Linked DNA regions of Mus musculus: regions 2 and 3 are each linked to region 1. A link is a loop called in an ENCODE intact Hi-C map of the cell type or tissue named here. Cell type or tissue: left cerebral cortex. All regions are shown on one strand.

Region 1 (2,500 bases):
CGCTCACATATTACTCAGTTAACAAGGTATACCAGTTTCCTTTGTTGCTGTTCAATGTTCAGAAATGGTTCTAATGAAAAAGGTTTCAAAGGTACACTGAAAAGAGTTTTAAGACTTAGGTTGATAAGTAGCAGACAGATGCATGTTAGCGATGCTCAGAATGAGAGGGTTAAGTAGAAGTCTTAGGATCAGCTAAGACCTTCCAAATCAAAGACCATCTACTCACTAGACAGTATGAATACAGCTCAAAATTCACTTGATAGATTTGAGCTGCCTTCCAAAGATCTGCAGTTTTTGTTTTAAAATGTACGTGCTGCTACATTAAAGCATGCATTCAATAAATGTATAGTCTTGTCTCTGTCATTAGTATGCAAATATGAGGGGTTTTTGTACTTTTATACACTTGTTGGATTATAGATTATCTAAATTCTTACTTAATTATCAAAGTGGTCAAACTTTAATTGAACAATCAGAAAATCTGCTTGTTCTCTGAAGTTTTGTTCCCAAGATCAATCACAAAGTCTATATCATAAAAAGATATGCTAAATAAATTGTCACATATATCTAATATATAATTATGATAGACTAACACCCTGAGTCAGTGACTGTTTGTTAGTATTTATTAGTTAATATTCATTGGTGAATATGAGAATCAGTTCATAAGCACACATATCATGGTCCCATTTATATATTTATAGAGCCATATTGACAATGGTGCAATTTCAATATCTCTGAAATGAAGGAATTTATATAAATTGTACTTCCTCTTTACATTTGCTTCATTGTTTATCTTTGCAATATTCCTGGAGAGTTCTTGAATTCATATTAAGAAGCTGAATAAATGTTAGTAAAATACAGTTGACTACAGTAGGTTATCAGCATAAATGTAGAATATAATCCCCTGATTATGTAAATGAATATGCTATCTCTAGGTACTGCACAGCTTCTTCCATTTATCTATACTCCAAATAAAAATCCCATTTCATTCAAATATTGGGGCATTCTAATCTTAAAAGAGTGGAGTGTGAGGACTGCAAATATTCATTTTACCTTTGTGATGAGTGCCTTCTAGTCTCAATTTAAAAAAAAAATAAAAACCAATGTAGTCATTTTGCAAAGGAGTGTGATACATCGATGGAAAAAATCTGATGCTCAGTATAGCAATCTCTCAGTTCTTTTTATTTATTGGTCCTAATAGGCAACTAATCTTTAAAGAGATTTCCCTTCAGTTCCCCACATGACAATATGAACAGTTTTATTTCTTCCCTACAAATGTTGTCAAGAAGCTGCATGACTAAGGCACTTGAATCCAGGTGGGGGAGCCCTTTACAGTTTCAAAGTGGAAGAGTTTAGCAGTTCAGTCCTGACTACTTGAAATAATACATTCCCAACTTAGAGTGCCAAAAAGCTATGGTTAATTATTCTCATGGTGATGATAATCACATCGCTTATGATTCTTAAAGGCACCAAGGAAGACAAAAGTTGTACCAATAGGACTCACAAAAATGGAGGCAATATTAAGTGAAAGTAAAAATGTACAAGAGGGTCACATTATGTTAGATCCTTGAACATAGGGGAAGCCATCAGTCCTACCACCTTCCCTATTCCTAAGGTGTTACCAGCTTCTTAATTATAATAAAATTTTACCCATTCCTTACCTGTCTAGAATGTATCCAAGAAAAATATTAATAACATTTCTAAGGAAATAAAAATTACAATTGTAATTGTGTTTTTAAGTAAATCTTCAGATAATTTACAGGAAGCTAATAAAAGCTACAGAGAAAACATATTTATGGGTATATATCATTCACACTTTCAAGTATATAAACTTCTTTCCTGCTTTCCTAAAAAAAGGGGAATCTTGGCTTATAGTACATCAAAAATGGTAACACAAGTCAAATTATTTAGATTATACTATTAATCCATATATCAAGGATTTGATAAGTCAGTAAGAACTATTTTAAATTTTTGTTACATATTTTTGGATTGTAAACAATTATGTGATCAAAGAATTATTATATTTTATTATAGTATGGTTTGCCTGCAAAAATACTTTGTCTTGGAATCAAAATCACAGAGATAATGCATTTAATAACCTAAAAGAAACTATGGGTTATATTATCAAAATTGAAAGACTTGGGACTAAGGAAATGACTAGTTGGTAAAGTGCTTGCCTTTAAGCATGGAGGGTTGGTTGGATTCTAAGCAGTAGTGTGAGAGAGCTTAGCCTAGCATAGCGGCTTATCATCCAGCAATGGGAAGGTGGACACAGGGATGGCTAAATTTACAAGCCTGCCCATGCAACCAAAGTCAGTAAGTAAATCTGTCTCAAAGTAGTGGGATGCACATAAGAAATAACACAGAGGTTGTCTACTAGTCTCCACACGCCCATGCTCAGATGTATGTGAATTTGTTCACACATGTGTATCTCTGAACATATATAGACATAAACACACATGCATGCATGAAAATCTTATTATTTTTTTTCTTGTTTCTATGA
Region 2 (2,500 bases), 640 kb before region 1:
ATCTGTTACTAGGAAACTTGTTGACTTGTCATCCAATGCAGAATAGTAACATAATATAGTTGGAATGTAGTTCTGCCTAACATGATGTCTATGTAACTTCTACCACTATTGAATGGAAGATTCCAAAGTAGGGTGATGATGCAGGTATCAGATAAGGAACAGGTTGGTTCTCTTTCTATGGTTCTAATCTCTCCAACAAAGCCAGCTGATACTTCAGTTTGAGCCACTACTTTCCCTGAAGTTTCCCATACAACACTATAAACCTTTCAGAGTTGCTTTGTTATGTTAGAAGAGGCCAGAATAAAAGAAGCCTCAGCCCCTTCTTCTTATATACATTTCCTTTCCCTTTAAAAACCAGTTGCCCTTTTTGTACTTTATTTCAAAATGTTTCCCCAGTTTAACATTTCCTGGTAACAGATGGGTTCTTGAGTCTTAGATGTACTACTTGTATATAAAGGGTTTTCTTGTATATAAATGTAGGGCTTTTTTCTAGGACTTACAGTTAAATATGATTTTATTTTTTCACTGTAGACAATATTTAAAATGAAATCTATAACATGACATTTCTAAAGAAATGTGAATACATTTACATACACATAATTGTACTGAAACATCAGTACAATTGAAAATCTATGACCAGATAAACAGAAATTTATCCAATCTGTGATTGTTCCCCATAACTCTGATTCTTTATTGCATAAGGATCAAGTTGTATGTATGAAATATAACTAAAATTGTAATTGAGTAAATCACATCTAACAATAAACAGAATAACAGAATTATAAGCAATAAGATGCATTTTGAAGGGGAAAAAGGAAAGAAAAACCTAGCCTGCTAATGTTCAGTATCATCTTAGCATTGTATCTAGGAGAGTATTGGTCATAGAAGGAAGGGCCTATGGTGTTGCAGAAGATGCACAGTCATTACCTGGGTGATGATGGACCATAGAGGGAGCTGTTGCTCAAGGCATGGCAACCCATTTAGCATTACAGTGAAATTTTCACTGAAACAGAGTACTTTTAAAGCCTCACTTCTAAAACCTAAATTTATAGCTGAAATGTGAAGTAAAATGTCAGCGAGGTTGGTATTTTTGGAAGGAAATTATAATAAAAATTATCTCTCACCTTTTTGCTGAGAAATTTTTTCATGGGAAAAAATGTCTTTTATTATTCCAAACAAAAATATCTTTAAGAAGATGGAAATAATTCTGCATTGTTTTTGCCTGACATTGTACCCACTTTCATACTGATGGGATTTATTGGAAAGAACATAATCTTTAAATTTGAATTACATATACCTGTAGCAACTATATAAATTATCTTCAAAGCACCGACTTTTAAAATCATTTCATGGTATTTGGAAATCATAAATTTATGAATTAAGTGATAGTTGGCAGAGAAAAAACATGTTGCAGTAGGTCAAAATCATGGTGATTTATGGTTCTATAATCATCATAAAAATTCATTACACATATAAGACAAAGAAACATTTGGCTGGTGACAGAAACTGAAGACAAACAGCTTTCTGAAGTAATTGAACGTATAATCTGAATGTGTGCCACCTGGTTAGTTGAGAATTAGCCAACATGAATAATAACACTTCTTAAGAATGTACCCCATCAATTAGTATTAAAATGTGAGCTGCCACATGGATTGACACATTATGTGACAAAACTTAAAATAGCTTGTAAACTAGTATTCTCATGAAAGTCCTCGCCAGTGCCCCGAGGTAAACATAAATTCTATGATTGTGGACAACAGCTAAGACATCATTATTAATAGTCTTGTATTTTCTGTTGCAATTCAGAGGAGCATCTGAGAAGTGCACACAAAGCTTCCAGAAGACATAAACTTCAACTGCGTATGCCCTAGTGTCTTGATAGTTGAGGAACTTTGGAAGCATCATTTTTTTATTTTGTTTATTTTTTATTAGGTATTTATTTCATTTACATTTCCAATGCTATCCCAAAAGTCCCCTACCCACTCACTCCCACTTCTTGGCCCTGGCGTTCCCCTGTACTGAGGCAGATAAAGTTTGCATGACCAATGGGCCTCTTTCCACTGATGGCCAACTAGGCCATCTTTTGATACATATGCAGCTAGAGACACAAGCTCTGGGGGGGTACTGGCTAGTTCATATTGTTGTTCCACCTATAGGGTTGCAGACCCCTTTAGCTCCTTGGGTACTTTCTCTAGCTCCTCCATTGGGGGCCCTGTGATCCAGCCAATAGCTGACTGTGAGCATCCACTTCTGTGTTTGCTAGGCCCCGGCTTAGTCTCACAAGAGACAACTATATCTGGGTCCTTTCAGCAAAATCTTGCTAGTGTATGCAATGGTGTCAGCATTTGGAGGCTGATTATGGGATGGATCCCGGGATATGGAAGTCTCTAAATGGTCCATCCTTTCGTCTCAGCTCCAAACTGTGTGTCTGTAACTCCTTCCATGGGTGTTTTGTTAAACTGTATTCTCGTTCTTTGCTTGTTTGTTTGTTTACTTTAGG
Region 3 (2,500 bases), 640 kb before region 1:
GACTCTACCAACCTGGACTGCTAGTTTAACTGTGAAGTGTTTGTGAGTGGATTGCGCTGCGAACCTGGGAAATTAACTTCTGATTTTCAGAAAACACAGATGAGAGTTGCTCCAAAGAACCATTCTACAAGGATCAAATTCCCCATATCCTTTATTCCCCACTACTTCTGGTGGGTAGTGAACTAAAAGAGAGGTAAAAGTGTTTAAGAACTATCATTAAAAATAGGTTTGAAAATTTAAAGTTACAATACGAGTAGTAAGCTTAAAAAAAGAAAAGAAATGATACAATATTTAAGAGTACTTTCTTTTCCAGAAGCCAATAAAAATGGTTACCTGTGGCAATGGGGAGTGGGCAGGAACAGTAATAATACTCTTTTCAGCAAGTGCGTAGAGTCAGGCGTTTCACCATGAATACCGCTAAGAATATGGATAAGCCAAAACGAGCAAAGGGATAGAAAAGTCTCTAGGACTGGATTTGAGCTACAAATATGATTTTATGTATTCCATAATTAATTAATTCAAACTGTCCAGGAATGCTCAACTTGGAAGCACAGTAAGTTCTCACATTAATTCTCAGACATTATGGAATGACATTGTTGAGGAAGATGAGTGATTAGGGAGAGGGGAGCAATAAGGAAGGGTGAGGAAATATTTCCCTCTTTTCTTTGTTTGTAGCAATCTGCTTCCTGTGGGCTCTCTCTAATGTGGTCCTTGCCTCAACAAGTTTATATATATCCCTCTCAAATGTTCCCTCACAAATGTTCCCTCTAAAAGTGTTCCTACTAGGAATGTAATTATAAGAAAATATGATAAACTTAGGCTGTGTTGTAGTTGAATGATGGCTTCCATTCATTGTCTTTACAGTTATCTATTGATCACTATGTATGGAAGGGATCTGACTGTGTAAAGAGTGTGCAGAATATATATATATACATATATATATATATATATATATATATATATGATATATGATATATGATATAAACTTGCTGAGGCAAGGACCACATTAGAAATAGCCCACAGGAAGCAAATTGTTGCAAACAAAGAAAAGAGGGGAATAGTAAATGAAGGATAAGTTACCTTGATATATTAAAAAGAGAATTTAGACTTTAGAGAATTGAAAAATTCTATATTATAATTCATAAAATTTGAGTGAAAATAGTTTTTAGCAACATTAGAAAACTCAAAAATGGTAATAAAAAATCAAGGAAAAGAAAAATGGCAGATGGAACTCTCTATTCATGGCTAAAGCACAGAGAGTTAAATAGATTGACACTTTGCAAACACAAAGATGAGATTTGTTTAGTAGGTGGTTGTCAAGGAACATCTCTGGATAGAGTTTGTTCAGTGAACACAGTATTTAACCAAACTCAAAAGCAAATTCCATTCATTTATTATTAGTGAAGCTGAAAGAGAACATTTCATATGAAGATCCCAACAGTCACTATCATAATAGTCACTAAGTTATAGGCACCATTTATCACCTGTTGGGATACACTGACAACACAGCATAAACAACCTAGGGTTCTCCCTCTCAAATGTTCCTACTAGGAGTTGAATTATGAGAAAATATGACAAACTGTGATGTAGTTGAATGATGGCTTCCATTTGTTGATTCATTGTCTTTACAGTTATCTATTGATCACTAGGTATGGGAGGGTCTGACTGTGTAAAGAGTGTGCAGACAGAGTTCATGCTTTAGGGTCGCTTAGCACCTTATTGCAAAATATTACACAGGCTGAGATGGTAAGAACATAGTGTTTTAATCTTGACCATTAAGCCACAATTCGTCTTCCAGTGAAATAGCAGATAAAAAGTATCTAATGTAAATGGCATAAAGTATAAAGATCAAAACAGAGCATTTTTGGCATACTGAGGGACTAGCCAAAAGTCAACTTAATTACAACAGACTCAAGGAAGTGGAAAACAGTTGAGTGCGGCTCTTAAGAACCAGGCCAGATACATCATTCCAAATATAACAGGTATTAATAAGCTGTCTGTAATGATAGCAAAATACCAAAGATAACCATTTTATAAAGAGAAAAGGTTATATTGTTTTAAAGTTTTGAATGTTGCAATGCACAAGGAGATGGCCCTTTTGTATTGGGGCTGTCATGAAGAAGTAGAGCAAAGCAGAATAAAACACTACCTCATACCCAGGAAGCAAAAGAAAAGAGGAGGAGAGCAGGCCCTACCATTTTTCTTCACGCCATGTCTCCAGTGACCTAGGCTTTTCCACAGTCATATCCAGGGTCCTTCAGGAAGAACCAATGTAAAGAAAATTCATGGGAAACAAAGTTCCTACACATGATAATTCATGTCATCACATAATTACTGTCTCTTAAAACACTTGTACTATGAAGGTAAGCATCTGTAGTCAACTACTGTGCACTTTGAGAGCCATAAAGGAGTCTGGAAGAAAGGAATCATCATTCCAAAACACACTTAGTAACTGAGGCACAGTTATGTGTTCTAAAATTAAATATATTTGTCATTATTC

The links. Hi-C counts contacts between places; a loop is a spot of excess contacts. Peaks named below come from ENCODE experiments on the same cell type or tissue, not always from the same donor. Only the 100,000 strongest peaks of a DNase experiment are listed, where the experiment ranks them.
Region 2: a loop joins it to region 1, with 8 times the contacts of the local background. A loop is called at or near these places in 2 of 42 quality-filtered maps.
Region 3: a loop joins it to region 1, with 4 times the contacts of the local background. A loop is called at or near these places in 2 of 42 quality-filtered maps.

What each region holds. Positions count from the first base shown.
Region 1 is chr2:7,735,334-7,737,833 of GRCm38, reverse strand. No RefSeq gene overlaps it. Among named protein-coding and RNA genes, the nearest start is that of Gm30904, 610 kb to the left of the region's middle. In left cerebral cortex, a CTCF peak has its summit at 1,304; DNase peaks (open chromatin) are centred at 1,313 and 2,374; H3K27ac peaks cover 1,014 bases.
Region 2 is chr2:8,378,892-8,381,391 of GRCm38, reverse strand. No RefSeq gene overlaps it. Among named protein-coding and RNA genes, the nearest start is that of Gm30904, 35 kb to the right of the region's middle. In left cerebral cortex, a CTCF peak has its summit at 948; DNase peaks (open chromatin) are centred at 189 and 948; H3K27ac peaks cover 2,232 bases.
Region 3 is chr2:8,371,215-8,373,714 of GRCm38, reverse strand. No RefSeq gene overlaps it. Among named protein-coding and RNA genes, the nearest start is that of Gm30904, 27 kb to the right of the region's middle. In left cerebral cortex, no CTCF peak of the experiment used is centred here; no DNase peak of the experiment used is centred here.